Linked DNA regions of Homo sapiens: all the other regions are linked to region 4. A link is a loop called in an ENCODE intact Hi-C map of the cell type or tissue named here. Cell type or tissue: PC-9. All regions are shown on one strand. Region 1 has its middle 17 kb from the start of ANO10. Region 2 overlaps LOC107986081 (a long non-coding RNA gene). Region 3 holds the start of LOC124909489 (a long non-coding RNA gene). Region 4 has its middle 43 kb from the start of TOPAZ1.

What was found. Hi-C counts contacts between places; a loop is a spot of excess contacts. Peaks named below come from ENCODE experiments on the same cell type or tissue, not always from the same donor. Only the 100,000 strongest peaks of a DNase experiment are listed, where the experiment ranks them.
Region 1: a loop joins it to region 4, with 14 times the contacts of the local background. A loop is called at or near these places in 2 of 110 quality-filtered maps.
Region 2: a loop joins it to region 4, with 6 times the contacts of the local background. A loop is called at or near these places in 15 of 110 quality-filtered maps.
Region 3: it touches region 4 in a loop (12-fold over the local background); 16 of 110 quality-filtered maps call a loop at or near these places.

The regions. Positions count from the first base shown.
Region 1 is chr3:43,636,386-43,641,385 of GRCh38, reverse strand. It overlaps a transcript of ANO10 not described here. Among named protein-coding and RNA genes, the nearest start is that of ANO10, 17 kb to the right of the region's middle. In PC-9, a CTCF peak has its summit at 2,656; DNase peaks (open chromatin) are centred at 2,135 and 2,525; H3K4me3 peaks cover 694 bases; H3K27ac peaks cover 2,097 bases.
Region 2 is chr3:43,877,310-43,882,309 of GRCh38, reverse strand. All of the region lies in intron 1 of LOC107986081 (a long non-coding RNA gene), which reads left to right. Among named protein-coding and RNA genes, the nearest start is that of ABHD5, 190 kb to the right of the region's middle. In PC-9, a CTCF peak has its summit at 2,946 (motif pointing left); a DNase peak (open chromatin) is centred at 2,879; H3K27ac peaks cover 466 bases.
Region 3 is chr3:43,996,938-44,001,937 of GRCh38, reverse strand. It overlaps LOC124909489 (a long non-coding RNA gene), which reads right to left and starts at 2,606. Exons shown (of 5, transcript XR_007096256.1): 1 at 2,411-2,606. RefSeq lists a silencer at 2,350-2,879 and an enhancer at 3,340-3,399. In PC-9, no CTCF peak of the experiment used is centred here; DNase peaks (open chromatin) are centred at 1,137, 2,687, 2,987, 4,687 and 1 weaker place; H3K4me3 peaks cover 4,632 bases; H3K27ac peaks cover 4,447 bases.
Region 4 is chr3:44,196,795-44,201,794 of GRCh38, reverse strand. No RefSeq gene overlaps it. Among named protein-coding and RNA genes, the nearest start is that of TOPAZ1, 43 kb to the left of the region's middle. RefSeq lists an enhancer at 2,835-2,884. In PC-9, a CTCF peak has its summit at 2,959 (motif pointing right); a DNase peak (open chromatin) is centred at 2,974.

The sequences.
Region 1 (5,000 bases), 560 kb after region 4:
TGCCGAATATAGGTATTGGATTTTTCTTCTACTGTAAACAGTGATTTGGAATTTTCTCCAAGTAGAGTGATATGTCTACCATAACAGGGGTAACAAGAAAGAAACAAGAGTGAGAGTTTATTACAGCATGAAGTGGCACCAGGAATAGGAAAGGAACCCCCAATCCAGATAATTTTTTGATATCAATCTTGTGTCAAATTCTTTAAACATATGACAATGAATAAGAGCAACAAATGAATCCTCAACTATAAGAACAATATTTTGGTATATAATTTTATGTATAATTATCCTTAGTTCCAATAATTATTTTCTTTTTCTATCTAGAAGGAAAAGGATGGATTCTGAGTGGTTCCAGCTAGCCATAGCTCCCTATAGCTGCAATTCATGTGGCAGCCTGCGTGTATGCTAGCGTTGGCTGAGGATTTTTAATGCACTTCAGATTTTGGTTTAATATGCTTGCAAATAACTTACCATGGAAGTCCCCTTGAAACACATTAAATTCTCTGTTTACTCGCATGACTGGGGAATTAGACAATCAACCATGACAATCTATCAAAAGTATTAGAATACAAAAAGCACTAAGCATGAAATCTTATTGAAAACCATTTCATTCTCTTAATTATTCATTAGGTTCCTCAGACTCTGAGAGACCTTCAAGGTCATTATTATGAATATTAATTATCACTGTAATGTGGCAATGGAAAAATGCATTTTAAAAGAGTTCTGTTCAGTAGAATACTGCTAGTAAAAGAATTCACCATTTTATTTGGGAGTGTGTGCTCTTCTGCTTTTTTGCTACATGGTGAGAAAATAGGAACATTAGAAATGAAACTTCCAGAATCTTTTTAGTGCATGGGATGGGTTCCAGTTTGCATGATTCCTGTGCAAAGGCCTGGGAGGAAGGAGTACCTGCTGACTGGGGTCAGGGAGGAGTGGAATGAAGTAGTGCCAGGCAAAGATGGCAAGTTCTCCACTGGCCAGGGTTGATGCTTTGCCCTGCTAGCCAGTTGTTTTTAAAAAAATTCAGCCAATATCCACCAGATGCCTTCTCTTCACCATGCTTTTTGTTGGTTTAGAAACAACAGAATGGACTTGGTTGAGTGGTGCAGCTTCAAGTAAACTCTTTCCACATTATAAGCTGGGGGTATATTTTTTAACCTTTTCTTCCCTGTTCCCTCAAAGCACACAACCAGCAATGAGAGGTCTTGTGAAATTGAAACCCATTAAATATAAAGACATCTAATGACTGATGTGTTTAAATATCAATCCTTCAAGTAAAGCTTTGTAGAGTGGTTCATTTTGGAATGATTGTCCAGAACACTGTTTTCAGACCTACTCTGTGTCCTCTTCCTTTACCACCCCACTTTCACCCTAACATACATCTTCTGCAACCCCGACTCTCAGGACTAGGCTTGCTTAGGCTAGCGACACTCCAGTGAGTTCAGCTGGTTGTGCTAAGACAAAATAATGCTGGAGACATTCTCTGAATGAACTGGGGTGCCATCCAAACAGGCTCATATCTGAAAGTATACTATTGTGCCAGGTCCTACTTTCTAAAAAGGCAGAATTGTCTACATTTTCTTTTTCTTTCTTTCTTTTTTTTTTTTTTCTGAGATGGAGTCTTACTCTGTCGCCAGGCTGGAGTGCTGTGGTGCGATCTCAGCTCACTGCAACCTCCGACTCCCTGGTTCAAGGGATTCTCCTGCCTCAGCCTCCTGAGTAGCTGGGATTACAGAGCTGGGATTACAGGCATGCACCACCACGCCCAGCTAATTTTTGTATTTTAGTAGAGACGGAGTTTCACTATGTTGGCCAGGATGGTCTCAATCTCCTGACCTCGTGATCCGCCCACCTCGGCCTCCCAGAGTGCTGGGATTACAGGCGTGAGCCACTGCACCCAGCCAGAATTGTCTGTATTTTCATCACAAATTGATTCTTCAACTTATTTTAGTTGTGTGGCATTTGGATCTATGTCTTAAACATTAGTGCTAGAAATGCACTGTAAACACCTAGCAAGGGTGTGGACGGGAGCCCTCTAGATCTAGTGAGGGCAAACTGGCTGAGTCATCTGATCTCTGGGCTGGCTGCACTGCGATGACTTAAAATGTGAAATTCTTTGACGCCCCTTTCAAAAGATGAAGGCTAATTCCTCTCCCCTGGAATGTGGGCTGGACCTAGTGATGTGCTTCTAACAACTAGAACAACACAGAAATGATGGTGTGTGACTTTGGAGAGTAGGTGATTCCCAGGTATTACAGCTTCCTGCTTGCTCGCTCTCTCTCTCTGAGCCCTCCCTCTGCAGGAAGCCCATGCCATGTCCTGAGGACGGGTGAGCAGCCTGGTGGAGAGATCTATCTGGTGGGGAACTGAGACTGCCTGCAGTCATGTGAGGGAGCCACCTTAGAGGCAGACCCTCCAGCCTGAGTCAAGCCTTCAGATGACTGCAGGTGACATCTTGACCACAACCTCAGGATCAATTCTGAGCCAGAACCACTCAGCTAAGCCACTCCCACATTCCTGTCAGAAACTGAGTGACATAATGACTCTGTGGTTTTTAGGCTGCTATATCTGGGAGCAATATGTTCAACAGGAGTGGTACCTACCTTGAGTATTAATAATTGTTGAGAGTCACCTTTCTCACCCCTTCACTTGATGGCGCTGTGGTGCAACTGCAAACTCCTGTGGCAACGACTTGTCTCGCTGTACAGCAGGTGTGTAACTTCCTACCCAGTGAGTGCTGGGAATCAGGCCCTTGACCACCGTTTCACAAACCTCTAGCTGCTCTCTGGCTACTTGTGAGTTAAAGTATTTTTACCCTTTAAAAAATACTTACTAAACATTTCATTTTTCACAAATAGGTAGAAAAAAGATTTGTCACAATATCCCATCTATATCCCATTGAGCAGACTGAATAGCCAACATTATATGCATTTATTGCTTGATTCTGAAGACTAAAAATCCCAGTGAAATGACACATGCTTTAATAGGGGTAATTATAATACAAAATTTCCAATTTGTATTATTTTTATTAACACCATAAAAACATCTCAAAAAAGCTTCTCTTCTTAACTTTTTGTAAATTGTGATCAAGAGGATTAATATAAATTGCATAATTTCAACAAAAATATCTATTTCTTACTTGTGAAAATTATTCATCTCTTCAATTGTAATGCAAGTTCGAAGGTTATCCTTACAAATGAGCAGTTTATAGCCTGGTTAGTCAATGACCATTTATACATTTCTGTCTGGAGAAGGCAGATTTTCAGGAGGAATAATGTAGAGTTTAGGTTTTCACAAGATGATCTCATTAAGAATTTTTAACTTATAGTTCAATTAAACGACGTATCTCAATTTAATCTGCTTGTATTTGAAGATAAATATGCACATTTCCTTTATGCTTTATGAAGGAAACAATTTTTAAAACTCGATGGAATTCTGCTTTGGATATTTTTATGATTACTCATTCATTGCTGCCCATTATATTCTTATACTGTATTCAGAACAGGTAGTAAATCCCACTAGTTCTAAAAGGGAAAATGACAACTTTCTGATTTATCCTCCAACAATGGTTACTTTTTGCCTCATAATTTGTTTTCTTTAAGACAAAAGATAAAAAGCAAGATTTGAGAGAGGTTCCTGGATCAACTGGCTCAATCTGCTTAGTTCTACAAAGTGGAGTTTCTGGGCATCATTCTTCATTTCTGTACACAAAGTGCTGTGAAGCTCAAGAAGAAATAGCTCTGCACAGGAACGATGTGCACTGCCCTACTGCTTCTTTATCTAGTAGGTGAAAAAAAAAAATGCCCTGACGCTGTCTCTTGGGCTGTTTTATTCTTCTTCTAAATTTTGGTCCTAATTCTCCGTGATGCTATTGTTTTTAATTGGGGCGTTTGTTTGTTTGTTTGTTTGTTTGTTTTGAGATGGAGTCTCGCTCTGTTGCCCAGGCTGGAGTGCAGTGGCGCCATCTCGGCTCATTTGCAGCCTCCGCTTCCCAGGTTCAAGTGATCCTCTTGCCTCAATCTCCCGAGTGGCTGGGATTACAGGCATGCGCCCCCAAGCCCAGCTAATTTTTGTATTTTTAGTAGAGACCGGGTTTCACCATGTTGGCCAGGCTGGTCTTGAACTCCTGACCTCAGGTGATCTGCCCACCTTGGCCTCCCAAAGTGCTGGAATTACAGGTGTGAGCCACCGCACCCAGCTTTTTGTTTGTTTTTTTGAGACAGGGTCTCACTCTGTCACCCAGGCTGGAGTGCAGTGGTGCAAACACAGCTCACTTCAGCTTCCACCTCCCAGGCTCAATTGATCCTCCCACCACAGCCTTCCTGCTAGCGGGGACTGCAGGCATGCACCACCACGTCTGCCTGGCTAACTTTTATTTATTTATTTGTGGAGACAGAGTCTCATCATTTTGCCCAGGCTGGTTTTGAATTCCAGGGCTCAAGGATCCACTCGCCTTGGCCTCCCAAAGTGCTGGGATTATAGGCCTGAGCCACTGCACCAGGCTAAATGGGGCCTTTTTAGTGGTGACAGAGACCAGGTGTTTTTCAGTTTTTGAGACTCCCAATATATTTTAAAAAATAAAGAAATATCAATTCAGGTTTACAACAAATTTAAATGCTAGATACTTTCAACATCCACATTTAACAAAGAACGTCTATTAAACACAAAAATATATGACAATATATTGTACAAATTACAAGATAAAGGATTTGTGAGAAATATTAAATTCATTGTGTATAATTATTACTACTGTGGTCTGTTAATGAGACACAAGTTTAAAGTTGTTTTGAAGGATGTCTTCTTTCAATCCTCTCTGTATAGCTCTGTAACTACTTCTGTACCCTCAGAGATGGTGTTTCAACTTAAAACTTGTGAATGTGAAATATGAGCCAAAAGACTCTCTCGGCCCTGAAATGACCTTTGTAGCAGATGCTGCCAGAGGCCCCCTGTTATCCTCCCTGGACTCTCCAGCTAACCTGATGTCAACTGCCAGTGTGTGC
Region 2 (5,000 bases), 320 kb after region 4:
CCACCTCCTAGGTTCAAGTGATTCTCCTGCCTCAGCCTCCCAAGTAGCTGGGATTACAGGCACCTGCCACCATGCCTGGCTAATTTTTGTATTTTTAGTAGAGACGGGGTTTCACCATGTTAGCCAGCCAGGCTGGTCTCGAACGCCTGACCTCAGGTGATCCACCCGCCTCAGCCTCCCAAAGTGGCATATATTTTTTCTAATACACAGTAGAATAAGATGTTAGTCTTAGATTGTTAGTCTTAAACTGAGAAAATGACCATCTCACTCATGAAAAGTAATGCAGTGCTACACTTTGGTGAACACTGAGCTGATCTTTACATTCAGGCAGAATCTGGTGTTCGGCAAATATTTGCTATGCTGGCACCTTCGATGCTGGCCGATGCTTTGTCACTTACTTCCTGAGTGTGGGCTGCTCGTTTATCTCCAGCTCTTCTGTCTTGCTTAGGAGCATCTTGCCAGTGGAGCGATGGCCGTCTCCCACCGACTCTGCAGTTGCTCATGGACCTGGCTCTTCCATGCCCATGCAAAGGCCTTCTTCTTGAAGCTCTTGTCATCCATCTCTACTTCCTTCTCCCCTCCCAGTGGCCATCTTTCATAGCCTCCTGGTCATTTCCTTTCTTCCCTGAAAGCTTTCGCACCTGCCTCTTGGCTTTGCTCTCCACTCTAGGCTTATCCATAAACCTTGATGACTTCAATGACATCCAACATCTTGTCTCAAAGGTCCTTGACCTCTTCACCTCCAATAACTATCTTCCCCACGACCTCTTCAGCAAACCTGGCACAGCCACATCCTATGGAGCATGCCACCTGCTAGAACTACACAATCTCAGAAATCTTTCCATCTCAGACTTCACCCTCTTTCCCTCCAACTCCTTGTGGCCTTATTCCCATGTTTGGTTCTTTAAACTCATTAGAACTCAAATTCCTTGATGCTCGCTTTTCTCACAGGTCTGCATCGACCTTCACTGCCCAGTCTAGGCCCCATGAGGCATTGCTTAGCAACTTGGAAGTTCCTGGCCATTTTCAGATTCCACCACACCCACCTGCAAAGCCCCAATCTTGGAGCAATTAACCTACCTGCAGGCCAGTCCTATTCCTGGGACTGCAGTGGGGCGTGTGTGGGCTGAGCACTGTTGAAGAAAATCTACTCATCTTTTTCTCAGAAGTTTGTTTTGTTCTTATTTCCCTATTTGTGGTACTGTTTCTGTTAGATAAGTGTTCTGAAAATGATAAAATGCTAAAAAAAAAAAAAGTAAAGTATTTGTATCTTTATCATAAAGACCTGACCTCTCCCATGGAGGGGTTTACAGTCAATTGATTAATTGTGAGAACCATGCCCCTGTAATCATTTGGATTTTACACTTCTGTTTGGAAGGCCCTTCCCCTTCTAACTCAACTTTCAAGACTGTCCAAAATCAGTTCTTACAGGAAATCTTGTCTGTGACCCAGACTTGGTTAGGTGGTTCCTCTCCAGCTATGCTTTCATAGCACTTATCACAGGACTTTGCAATGAGCTACTTATGTAGCTGTCTCCCCTATTTGACTGTGATGTGGGTTTTTGAAAGGAAGGACTTTGTCCTACTCTTCTTGGTTCCTCCACCTCTCACCCCAGAGCAGATTCACAATAGTTGCTTGTTAAACAAAACTAAAATGACCTAAAGCCAGAAGGAGAACTTCAGCATCTTTTGGAGAAGAAAAAAAAATTTCTTGCATTAAAATTATGCTAAGCTGCAATAGACAATTAATATTTTGTCTATTTAGATCTCCAACTATGTGTTATGGAAGTTAATCACAGGATCACTTCCTCTTGGCCACTGTTGATTGGCTTCAGTTGGGCCAATCAGAGTGTTCCCTGGGATCTTTTGAACTGGAATTAGAGTACAAGACATAGTTCCTCCTTGTTGGTGAAGCTGTGAAATGTGAGGCAGGGGGGCTGCTGAGAGCCATGTTCACCTCCATTTAGAAGAAGCCAGTGTGCAATGAGAGTGATGTACACAGGACCAGAAGTGGATTCCTGCTTCCCGCTGTTCCAGGTGCCTAGGCTGCCAGTCTGTGAGAGATACAGACAGTCCTCTCATCAAATTACTCTTGGTCCTAAGGTAGATAGAGCTGAGTTACTGTCGTTTACAGTTAAAAGGAGCCTGACCTATTCATGTGCTCATCCTTTGCTATTGATTTTTACTTCTCTTAGGACAACTAAACCAACTTAAAATAAAAAATGGTCAAGAGATATGGACTGATGGTTGACCTGATAATTTAATGACCCTTATTTTTTTCTGATTATTTTGTTAGGGTATAATTTACCCAGAGTAAAATTCTCCCTTTTTAGTGTATGGTTCTGCAAGTCTTGAGAAAAGCATAGTCTTGGAACCATTATCACAGTCAAGATAAAGAACAATTCTTTCACCCCAGAATTTCTCTGTTCTCCTTTGGTGTTTAATCTTTGCCCCAATCCCAGCTTCTGGCAACCAGTGATCTGTTTTCTGTCCTTATAGTTCTGCCTTTGCACAAATGTCATGTATGTGGAATCCTACAGTATGTAGGAATTAACACAACACATGTACGATTCATCTGTGTCATTGAGTGTATCAGTAGTTCAGTCCGTTATCTTGCGGTTTTGTATTCCGTTGTACAATGCACCACAGTTTCTTAATCTATTCCCCAGTTGTAGGACATGCGAATTGTTTCCAGAGGGTTTTTCTCAGTGTCTGCTTCAATCTTAGCTTCAGGTATTATTGCACCTGCACCTCTGAGAGGCTGTCTCTCCTAGCAATGCTCCTGCCCCTGTCCTAGCAATAGATGGTGTCCCTTGTTACCTGACACTTGTTGACCCAGTCACAGTGTGTGGGTGGGAGAAGGAGCGTTCTTTGTTCTGATTCAACCTGTCAGGCAGGCACCATGCCGGTGTCTCAAGAATGAGGCCTTCTAAATGACTCTGCACTGCCCCCAGCTGTAGGAGACTTTTACTAGTTTGAGCCTCTTTCTCAGGGGTGGAGATTTTTTTCTGTTCTTTTCCTCCAGCTGCAGTGGGTGCTCTAAAGGCAGCGGAGTCCGCTGCCCTTCTCTTAGCAACTTATCATCATTCCACAGGGAGGAAGGACCTCTTACTGTTCCTGCAGCAGCTGCTGCTGTTCCCTTGCCCAAGGGCTGCACCACGAAAGACGCTTTCTCAGGACTCTTGCTCTGCTCCAAATCTTTCTTATGAGTGCTTGGTGAGATCAGGGAAGAAAAGCCTGCTAGTATGTACAAATTCCCTCGTGTCTCAGTCTCTTTGGGTTGCTATAACAAAATACCATAAACTGCGTGACTTATAAACAACAGAAATTTATTTCTCACAGTTCTGAAGGCTGGTAAGTCCAAGATCAAGGTGCTGGCAGATTCATTGTCTGGTGAAGGCTGGCTTTCCTCAGAGATGGCTGCCTTCTCACTGGGTTCTTATGTGGCAGAAGGGGAAGCCAGCTCTCTCTGGGGTTCCTTTAATAAGGGCACTAGTCACATTTATGGAGGCTCTGCCCTCATCATGACCTAAGCACCTCCCCAAAGCCCCACCTCCAAATACCATCACCTTAGGGGTTAGAGTTTCTTTTTTTTTTTTTTTTTTTTTTTGAGATGGAGTCTCGCTCTGTCACCCAGGCTGGAGTGCAGTGGCACAATCTCTGCTCTCTGCAAGCTCCGCCTCCCAGGTCACGCCATTCTCCTGCCTCAGCCTCCTCAGTAGCTGGGACTACAGGTGCCCACACCATGCCCGGCTAATTTTTGTGTGTGTGTGTTTTTAGTAGAGATGGGGTTTCACCGTGTTAGCCAGGATGGTCTCGATCTCATGACCTCGTGATCCACCCGCCTCACACTCCCAAAGTGCTGGGATTACAGGCGTGAGCCACCGTGCCCGGCTGGGGTTAGAGTTTCAACACAGCACCTGCGTCTGTGGCACCCAGGGGCTCCATATTTTCACACTAACCTCACTTAGGCTTTAGCAAGTCATTAAAAATTTTAGGTGAACTCTTCTCACTGACTAGTATGGCATCTGGTGACATCTGTTCTAGGTAAGCAAGTGCTGATGTCCCCTCTTTCCTTACAGGTACTTGTCTTTCTTTAGATTTTGAGTTGTTTACCCTGTGGCTTCAGCTCTCCTATAGGTTCAAGAAAAGTTGTGAATTTGCACAATGGTCAGTTTTTTCTCATCGTAAGGGTGGAAATGATGTTTCCCCAGCTTTCTACATCTTAAGCAGAAACCAGAGCCCATCCTCACTTTTAAACAGAAGGTGGGAGGACAGAGCCCCAGTGGTGAAGGGAGAGTCATTGGCTTAAAGCTGGGGGAGGGGACTCCCAAGGGCCAGCTCCAGCCCTGGCTATATTCCAGTTGAGCCACAGGTGTTTGAACAAAAACTTGAGTTGGCTTCAAACATTTTAAAATCTGAAATTTTCTCATTTAAAAAATCTGGATTTTTGCTTTCTCTTGGAAAAACTTCCTGCTGTGATCATCACCAGGATACTTTTTTGGTGTGGGGCACATTCTCCTTTCCCTGTCATCCCCACCCCCCCACGGAACACTCACCTGCTTCACCCATTTTCCTAACCTGCCTGGTCCCTGTGGGCAGGGATGGGGCTGAACCAGTGTGCTCTGGTAAAGTTCTACCAGTGGTGGAGATGTCAAAATAGTCCCATGCCTGTGAGTAAACAGCCAGCTCCCTGAGCCCTGGGAGAACCCATCCATCAGCTAGACTGGCACCTTCCCTAGGACCTTCATTCCCAAAGGGGTAAAGTTAGCAAACCCAGTGGCTGTGGTGCAAAGCTGTGGCCGGCACCTGTGCTGACTGCTGTCCTGGCCCATGCTAGCATAGGATGCCTACTGACAGGATGACACTCAAAACACTGAAGTTTGCAACTCCCGACTTAAAGTACCACACACAAGCTCCTTGCTCTCAGAAGGTGGAAGCAGGTAGAGTGATGCTGTTTAAGGTGATATTTTCAAACCTTTCAAGCCTAGTAGTAGAAAT
Region 3 (5,000 bases), 200 kb after region 4:
CTGTAAATTTATAATGCCTCTTTCTTCAGAGCAGCTCAAAACATTTTCTTTCCCATAGATTTGAAACAAGATTTGAAATCTCCTTGTCTTGTTGTAGAAATGGCCTTCCTCTAATCTGATGTGAAATGACTGGGTTCTGTTTGAAGGACCAAGCAGTAAAAGGTAAGCTCATTCATCTGTTTCTTGCTCCAATTATGCATCTCTGTTCAAACTGAGATGCCAGGTGCTGGTCTATCGCACAAGCTGATTTATTCCATTCACTGCCTAAAAAGGAGCCCCCCTCTTTCTAAAAAACTTAGTTTTATAAAAAAAATTTTATTAAGAATATCGAAGCAAAAATAACTCTTTTTGGCTTCACTGTATGCTTTAATATGTGTCCTTCCAATCAATTATGGCTTTTAGCCCTAGGATCTTAAAATTTGGAAGCTCTCGATCTGTATCCCTTTTCTAACAAAATCAACCTCTCAAAGTTAAATGGACATTTTAACAAGCTGACAGGTGAAAAGAAATAACACTGTGCTTTTTAAGACCTGCCTATGGATTAAAGCCTACCCTCCAAATTTGTTAGTAATTATTTAAATAAAGGTAATGCCCAAGCCTAGAAGCTGCCTCTCCCTGCACCACTGCAATTGTCGAATTCCTTTCCTGGTCTTTCATGCAGATGCTCAGAAACAGGGTGGGGCTCCCTGGTCTTGCATGCAATGTTAAGGGAGTCTGTGCTGTAAAGAAAATTCAATTAATCGTTCATATTCCAGTTTTTCAGTATCCTTCAAAAATACCTTTGAAATAATCATGTTGCTAAGAGTCCCACCGTTTCTCATGTTAAGATTCAGATTAAAACCTTTGTGTCAAATCAGATGTGTTTTGCACAAGCATGGATGACAGGTATTGAAATAAAGGTGACAAGTCAAGGAATCAGGGAGAAACCTCCTGGAAGAAGAGATGTGAGAAAGAGAGACTAGCTTCTCTATTATGGATGTCTCCGATGATGCTTTTTCAAAAATCTTTTTTTTTTTTTAACAAGTACAGTTCTTTAGAGTCTACAAGTAAAATCCAATCTTGCTAAGCCATGCTTGTTCCCTTATGAGTCAGCAGGCCACTGAGCATTTCAGACAGTGCAGCCAAGAGTAAATGGGCAAAGGCTGTCGCTGGACACACCCATTTTACTAATCCTGACTCTGATTTTTTTTTAAATTCATCTTTATGTTACATGGTGTCTGACCTCAGAACTTGCATCAAAAACTGCACCTCCACCAAGGACTCAGGTTCCAATGTGGAAGGACTACCCTCCAGCTCCTTCACTGAGTGCAATCGGATAAGGGCTTATGTCTTCCTCAATGGGCAACTCCTGTTTCATTTTCTCTCCAGTCTGCATGTTATCAGCTTGACATTCCCTTCAGTGGCATATGACAAATCAAATTGATCAAATTGGCCATCACTGCATTCATCAGAGGAGGATTTTTTTATTTCCCAGGACTGATACCTCCACTCCCTTTACAATCATGAACACATCAGAAATAAATAAATAAATAAAATAAAAATAAAAATCCCATGTCTTGGGTTTTTTTCCGGGGTTTTGTTTGTTTTGAGGGTAGTGAAAGTGGTAAGAAGTAATGAATGGATACAACTAATCATAAAGAAAGAAAAGCAACTGATAGTCATAAAGCCAAGGGCACAGTCTTAAAATATGATTTTAAATACCTAGTGCCTACATCTTAAATTTAAAGCATTGATCCAAAAATGCAGATATTATTAGCTTTGGAAAACTTTACCAAAACATTAAGTAAATTATTTTCCTAATCTTTTTGCATGATTCAGCACTTTTAATACTAATTTCTGTCAAGAAGTTATAAGGTAAAAGGAATCTTTTCTGGGTGCCTTAAAACCTCACACACTCTGTACTGAACCATCTGCACTCCTTCTACTACAGGGTCATATCAGAAATACTGGGGGTCACTGGTTTGCTGCCATAACATCTAGTGACCACCTCAGAGCGGCTCAATTTCACTCTCCGGAATCTAAGTGGCTCTTGGGGACAGAATGACCCGTCGCAGAGGCTTCTCCCCATCTCGAGCTGACCCTTACCCAGGAGCCACACACATATGCGTGCACACTCGACTGCACCTGTCTCACCCCATCAGCAGCAGCTACAAGCTCCCACCTGATGTGTCTTTTCAACCTTTGTCAAGTATCTCAAGGCAAGAATGTCCTGAAGCCCTTCCCCCAAATAGAAGCTTTGGTCCGAGCCCCCAACCCGCAGGAGCATCAAGAGGAGGCCAAGGAGACAGACACCGCAGACTCTCTCTGCAAACTTGACCTGGGCATCGCACGGACTCGCGTTCGCATCCGAAGACCCCACACGTCCCCCGCACTGTCCCCACAGCATCCCACGCCCGCGGTGCACGCTCACCTGCCGGTAGACGAGCCACACGCCTCGGCGGTCCAGACTTCCGTGTCGACCTCCGTGGGCGAGCCTACGCGCTGGGTGCCCGGCGCGCCCTCAGGAGTGGCTGGGACCGCGGGCTGGCGCCGGGCAGGGCGGTGGGACGCCTGGAGCCGGCGGGAGGAGCACGCCCAGGCGGGTCCGCGCCGAGCCCGAGCGAGCGGGCGAGCCGGGCGGGAGGGGCCATTTGTAACCGAGCAGACGCTACCACCGCCCCTTACTCGCGGGGGGCGGGGGCGGGCGGTCAGGTGACGGCGGCCCACCCTCCGCCGCCGAGCCGGGTGGTTCCTGCCCGGGAGGAGCCCCCTGGCGCGCTCTGATTGGAACTCCCGCCGCAGTGGCGGGGGAGGGGGGACACGTGACCGCCCGGCCAGGCGGCCCGGCGCGCCCCATTCGCGATGGGCACCCCATCTTCCTCCTGGAAAAGCCGGGGGACACAGAGAAGGCGGAGGAGCACGCGGGGTGCAGGAGAGCCTACCAGCCCCTTTAGCCGCAGTGCTGGTGATTCCGGCCGCTGAACCCGGAGAGGAAAGGCTCCCACGCGGCCAGCCGGCCTTGACTGTCCTCTCGCCCTGCCCTTGGCCGCAGTACCCTCCCCTCGGCTGCAGTAACCGCCCCCTACACCTCCAGGCAAGGGCACGCTCAGTGTAGACCACTGCCACTTCATAGATGCCAGTGCCACTTAAGAGTGGTGTTGGGTTTTTTTTTTTTCCTTTCCTCCTCTCTGCACACCAGCACATTGTACCCGAGAGAAACTCACGGCGGTGCACTGCAGACACCGCCCAGCTCCAGGGCCCGAAGACCCTCCGACCAGGCCCCGGGATGCCTGAGGTCTCCCAGGTCATTACGTGGAGGAACTCAGGCCTGCTCCCTGCGCAGGAGGAGGAGGCGTCGCGGGAGCTGCAGTCCCCGATCCTTCCCAGGAAGCCGGCCGGGTGGAAGGGGAGAGGGCCGTTATCGTGGTGCGAATCCAACTCGCAGCCTCTGGGAGCACGTTGCTAATAAAGGTCAAATTAAAACAACTAAGTGGTGCCGGCAGGGACGCGCCGCATGGTCAGGAGAAGCCCGGCTATTAATCATCCATAAGGAGCATTGCTCTTCTGGTGTGGGAGAATGGGGCTGTGCGACAGCCCCCCGGAGTTGCGCTCTGCTCTGAACCCTAAGCTCCCCCAGAGCAAGTGGATTGCGCAGCCTATTACCCCACCTCCCCACGGCCCCCTCTTGGGGCGGCACCACCCTAGATGGCAGGAATTCGGAGAAAATGCGGTGTCACGTCCGCCGCTATGCCCGCACACGCGTCTGCGCCAACTCCAGCAACACGTGGGGACCGTGAATCTGGGCGTCTGCTCTCCACTTAGGTGGTTATGTGGGTATACTTATATGATTACTGATTAAAACCAAATTGGACGGAGAAGTCTGTTTCTACACTGGATTCTTTCAAACTTCTGTCCAAGGGAGTTTTGCGCTCGATTTGGGCGGGGACGCAGTTTTCAGCCAAGACCGCCGCAGCGCTCAGCAGAGCCCGGGGACCGGTGGTGGTGGTGGCGGGATGGGGAGGAACAGAGGCCCTTGATTCTTTGGTACTCCACTTTCTTTCCTTATTTAGACCAGTCGGGCAACACGTCCCTCGCCCAAGATGGCCTTTCCAACTGGAACGTGACTCAGACAATGTGGAAGCCAGGGGTCCTTGACCCATCGTACCTGGGCTTCGCTGGGCATAGGACAAGGGTTGGGCAGGTTTACCTGGAAAGGGAGTTTATTCGTAAAGCTTCGGGCATAAACGCTAGATAGCGAAACTTTGAGGAAGCTCAAAGTTTACCTATTGTAAATTGGTGGGGGGTGGGGGAGCATCTTATGTAAAAAGGAACGGCCCTATTAAATTAGTAAGTATCTTATTTTCGTAGTGGACGTCTTGCTGCCCTTGGTCCTCCCCTCCCCCACCTCATTTCTCCAAACCACCAAGGTTGGAGAAATCTCATAAACAAAGTATAAGTCCGTGGGGGGGGGGGGGGGGGGTTACTTGGTGTTTTAAAAAAACAACAACAACAAACGACCTTTGTAATAAGAAAGGTGGGTACGTTTTCATTTCTAGGTCTTAATCTTAACGTTACGGCCACGTTAAAATTGAAGTTGATTGAGACAAGAGAATCCCAGAGCACAGCACGCAGACAGACAATTTCACAATTAAAAAATATGTACTTCCTTCTCCCCGCTCTCGTCACCTCCCCCTTTCCCCGCCATTACCTACTCCCGTTTGGACTAGGGGCTGGGAGAGGAGGAGGATGTAGTCCCTCCGAGTGCACAAGGGAGGCGGCGGGGCCACTTGTTGCTGCACCGCCAGAAGAGCTAATTCCGAGCGGATCTGGCAGGGAGTTAAAACCCTTCTCCTGGATGCGACGCCCCAGAGACCGAGGCAGACGGCGAGAACAGATTCAGCGCCTCGAGATGTGCTTTCCAATTTGAACTCTGGACCATCTTTGCTTGAAATGCTTTGTCTTGCACGTCTGGGAATTACTCTGTGCGATTAAACGCGTGACACACACACGCATACGCGGGG
Region 4 (5,000 bases):
CTGTGAGGAGTTGAGGAAATAAGGAGGGGGCTGCCCAGTTACCCACAGGCAGTTCTGGGTCTACCCTTCCACCCCTAAGCCCCAGGGATAAGGGCATTACGGTAGCTCATCCCAAGGCTGCATCCTAGAGTTGAAAGATAGGAATTTCCTGGTGGAGAGATGGAAGGCAGTTCTCTGGAGCCTGTGGTTCAACTCCTGCCCACCCCTTAGGCTCACCAGGACTGAGACAGAGGAGAGCCTGATTGCAGCCATTCTCAGGTCCTATTACCAGGCAGAGGAGCTCAGAGCCCCAAGGAATAGCTCACAGGCTCAGTAACTAGACACTTGAAGAGTGCCGCAAACTGAACAGTAGACCCTCTGAAACAAGGATTGGACCAGATGCAACAAGGACTTACAGGGATGATCAAGAAACTTGAAATGAGGAATGGTGTTGGCAGCATGAAACAAGAAATCAAAAGACCAAGTATGAGAAGAATACAAATGAAGAATATATATATGTATATATAGGATAAACAGTAGTAGACAAAGCAGAATAAATCGGTGAGGTGGAAGATCAAATGAAGGAAACAGAAAAGTATAAAGCAAGCAGGAAAAAAGATATGAAAGACGGCTTTGTCTAGGAGACCAAAGGGAAAGGTGGAGACTAGCTAATTAGAGGTGACCAGGCTTAGGGTCACATGGTCATCCACAGAGGCACTGTTTGGCTTGAACTCAATTTAGAGAAATTGAGACCAAAATTATAAAATAAAATTTAATCCCCTCTTGGAGGAAAAAGGAAAATCAACATACTTCTATTAAAGCCAGCTTTCTTCTTCCTGCTTCATCCACTGTCTAGCTGGGTATGTGATATACTTGACCTTGGAAGTATGCATGCTTGACTATGCATATCCCTCATCCAGAACAGATAATGTCTCTTTGAAGTTATTGAACTATATAAAAAAGCTATGTTAAATGACATCCTTAAAATCACAGTGAGCCATGTACAATGTCAAAGACTGCCGAAGGAATACTGCAATCCAACAAACAGCTTCCATGGTTCAAGATTGACTGGTGATGGAGTAAGGAAAGCCTTGTGGTTTCCAGTGAGCAATAGCTTAGGTCACCCCCTAACTTAGGCACTTCTTTAGTAGAAAGTGTGACTTTTTATGAAGATAAGGGTAACCAAATCTGCTGGCCACCCTGGGCAACTGTGTTGTGGTGGTGGTAGTGGTTGTTTAAAATCCTGAGTTGCCTGTCAGATGTCTGTAGTCTTCTGTTGTCAATGTATTTTACATGCCTGTCATCTTCTGCTTGTAGCTATATCTGCCCAGGGGCAGCCCTGATGTACCTTCTCCCGTTTGGAGAAGGGAGACAGTCAAGCTTGAACTACCTGAAAGGCTTCTATCAGCCTTTCCTCAATGAGCAATGCCCTCTTCTCTGCAAATTGTGATCAGCTGTGCATGCAGCAAGATGAACAAATGGTTTTGACCAAGCTGGCCAGTTGGTCACTTTAATAAAGTGAGATGTGAACTCACTTTATTAAAATTCAAGGACACTGGTTTTCCTTACTAGGAATCCGGGACTTTCATATGGTGGTGGGTGTGGGATGGGGGGGTGGGGGGTAAGGGGGGAAGGGGTGCGGCAGGCACGAGGGTATGGGCAGCAGGTGGGCTGGTGGCGGGGGAGGTGGGAGGCCTGTATTTGGATTTCCCTTCTCTGATCTTTGGAAATTGCTCTTTGTGGCATGAAATGCTTTTCTTTGTGTCTGTTCTTGACATGCTGAATTACTTTGAACGAAAGTAGTGGCAAGCCCATCTCCCCTAGGGCAAAGATGAAAACATGTATATGAGGAGGCATGTTGACATGTATATGACATGTGTTCACATGTCACTTCCCCCAGTGCTGGAAGGAAGGGGCTGAAAAAGGAGCTGGAGGGAAAATCCCTATGCCCCTGTTTCCAGATGACCTGCAGTGTCAATATGAGGCAGTATTAATCTTTTGTTCATAGGAATAATCTTTAGGGGTTAATGAGCACCCAAGATCAAATGTAAGATTTCATGAGCACACTTGTTTGAGACGGGGTCTCACTCTATTGCCCAGGCTGGAGTGCAGTGGTGTGATTATGACTCACTGCAGCCTCAACCTCTTGGGCTCATGTGATCCACCCATCTTCCCAAGACTACAGGCACGCATCACCAGGCCTGTCTAATTTTTGTATTTTTTTTGTAGAGACAGGGTTTCACCACATTGCCTAGGCTGGTCTTGAACTACTGGGCTCAAGCGATCTGCCCCCCTCGGCCTCCCAAAGTGCTGGGATTACTGGCATGAGCCACTGCACCCAGCTCATGCGCACTTTTCTAGGGAGCTCATATGTTTTACCAGATTCCCAAAGGTGTTATGTGAAACCAAAAAAATTGTTAAAAAAGCAATTCTGATGGGAGGTCATGGAAAGAATAATGGTCCTAAAAATAAAGGAAAGAATGGAAGTCTTCTACTTAACAGACTATTTGCCCTTGTCCAGTAGAAATGCCACTGCCCCTGCCCCTGCCTTTGGCCACCTACCTTTGTGGGTCACTGAGGTCGGGCAGCCTGACAGGCCTAGATGGACTGGCTTAACTCTAAGGAGTGGCGAGTGAGTTTTTAAATGTAGGAATGTCATTGGTTCTAACACTGGTTGGTGTAGATCTGAGTGCTTGCTCTACACCAGGCATGGTGGTTAGTGCTGCCAGTGTGAGTCACTTTTATCTTCACAATAACCTTAGGGATAGATGGTATTATCCTCATCCACGATGATGAAAGGTATCAGAATTCAATCAAATGAAAGCAGAATGCACTGCCATTATTAAAGTCCGGTGGGCGTTCTGCTCTTCAGAGAGGGTGTAGAATGCAAAAGAAGTTCCAGGCTGCATAAGCGACTCCTTCTTCCTCTCCAGTGAGTTTGAAGCGGGGGCGGGGAAAGAGCTTTGAGTTCTCCTCTGCCGTCACTAGATGGCGGTGTGTCAAAGGCTATTTCCTACCAGGATGCTAACCTCCAAGGAATGCACCTGTTTTGTTCTGGGGTGTTAAAATTTTTTTTTGCCTGAGTTTGAAAGAAGAGTTGTAGGAATGAGGTAGGAAACTCTCCTAATCTATCCCTCCCACGCATCCCCACCTTTCCCCAGAACACTTTAAACCGAATGTTTCATATTTGGCTAAATAGTGCATCTCTTAAATAATGCATCCTACCTGCCTCTGTCCCCTGGAGTAATTCTGCATTTCCATCTGCAGAGCGTCTGCAACTGGCATGATGACTGCATTCTCAGCATGTCGTAACAGTTCTGCAGTGATAAGGCCTTTCATCTTAAAGTCTTTACAGAGTTCTCCTTATGGTCCTGATTCTAATGCCTTGAAATCTTGAGACATACAGTAGTGCAAAGTCCACAAACACGTGTTGAAACATTTTGCTGCTGAGGTCATTAATGACTCAAGAACATTATGATCCTTTACATTTCCCCCATCATCTACTTTGTCCTGGTAAATGAAATCCTGCTTGGGTATTCTCTGATGTTATCAATACTTTCAGACACCTTCTCAAATGTATAACTCTTTGCCAAATGTAGGCAGTCAAAAGATATATTTTGTATCACTAGGAGCTGGCCTTTTTGAAGCCATATTTTAGTACTACAATGAGACCAAAGTAAGTAATCTTATTCAATTAGGAGTTTTTCTTTAATCAGTAGTACAACTTTAATGGCTGCTGCTATTCTGTAGGGCTGTAAATGTATTTTTATTGCACCCTTTCCAGCAGTTAGACACTGAGACGAGTCTCTTGTCTAAAGACCTTCATCTAAAATCATATATAATTCACTTACTAAATGGCTAAACTGGAACTGTGCCTCTTCTCTTACATAGGAATCTAAAACTTAGAATTATTAAGCAGTGGGATCCTCTTCCTTCTCAAATGTGCTTGATGAAAATGTCCTACAGTCCTAAGCTGTTTGTTTCATAAGAGAATTAAGGGCCAGGTATGAATCCTTGCATATGATGTATGTTCAGGGATCTTTGCAATTTCTTTAACAGATCCATAGCAAAGATTTCTTAGTTATATGGAAAATAGTCTCGATTCTTACTAATTTGTATGTTCTGTTTTGAGGCTCCCATTAAGAGCACCTGCATTATCAGATTGCTGTTTCTAACAATCTTTCCTTTGAAATACATAAACACTATTATGACTTATGATATTTTTGCATCTATCAGAAAATATATGCCATCCAATTTTGCTAGTGCTAAAATAAGTATCAAAGTGCTTTCCTTAAATACACTTTTATTTGCTATTTCTGTGAAGCAAACTGCCGTTGGACTTCCCATTAAACAATGTCTAGAATCTTTGCCATTGTCTCTCTATGCTAGTCACACTTACAGCACCTACTTTCAGACTCCTCATCTTTCAACCTGTTGTCTCCTTTCAGTTGCTGGATTAAGTATCATTTGGGCTACATGTTCCCCCCTTGTCCCTAAAATTCCTTCCCATTCCACCCCAGCTATTCTAATGCATTTAATAATATGTCTTTGGATATGTATGATTTCTTCAATGTACAGTGGAATGTATTCCAATTTACATAAATAGTTCTACGTTATTTTCTGTTATGGCCCTTCAATCAATTCCAAGTTTCACCTTATTGATCTCATTCTTTCTTTCCACTCAGTGCTTAAGATGTGTGTACAACTATGAATGCATCCTATTCATGGCATTTAACTGCAGGATGGTGTTCTAGTATTCATCCGAATTTCCCTTATCTGATCCACTAGTGATGGTCATTGTGTCAATTAAGGTAATGTTAGCTAATGGATCAAACACGATGAGTTTACTAATAGGAGTATCAGTCATTTCTGGCTGGATGCAATAGCTCATACATGTAATCCCAGTGCTTTGGGAGGCTGAGGCAGAGGGGATTGCTTGACCCCAGAGTTGGAGACCAGTCTGGGCAACATAATGAAATCCTATCTCTACAAAAAAATTGAAAAAAAAAGCTGGGCATGGT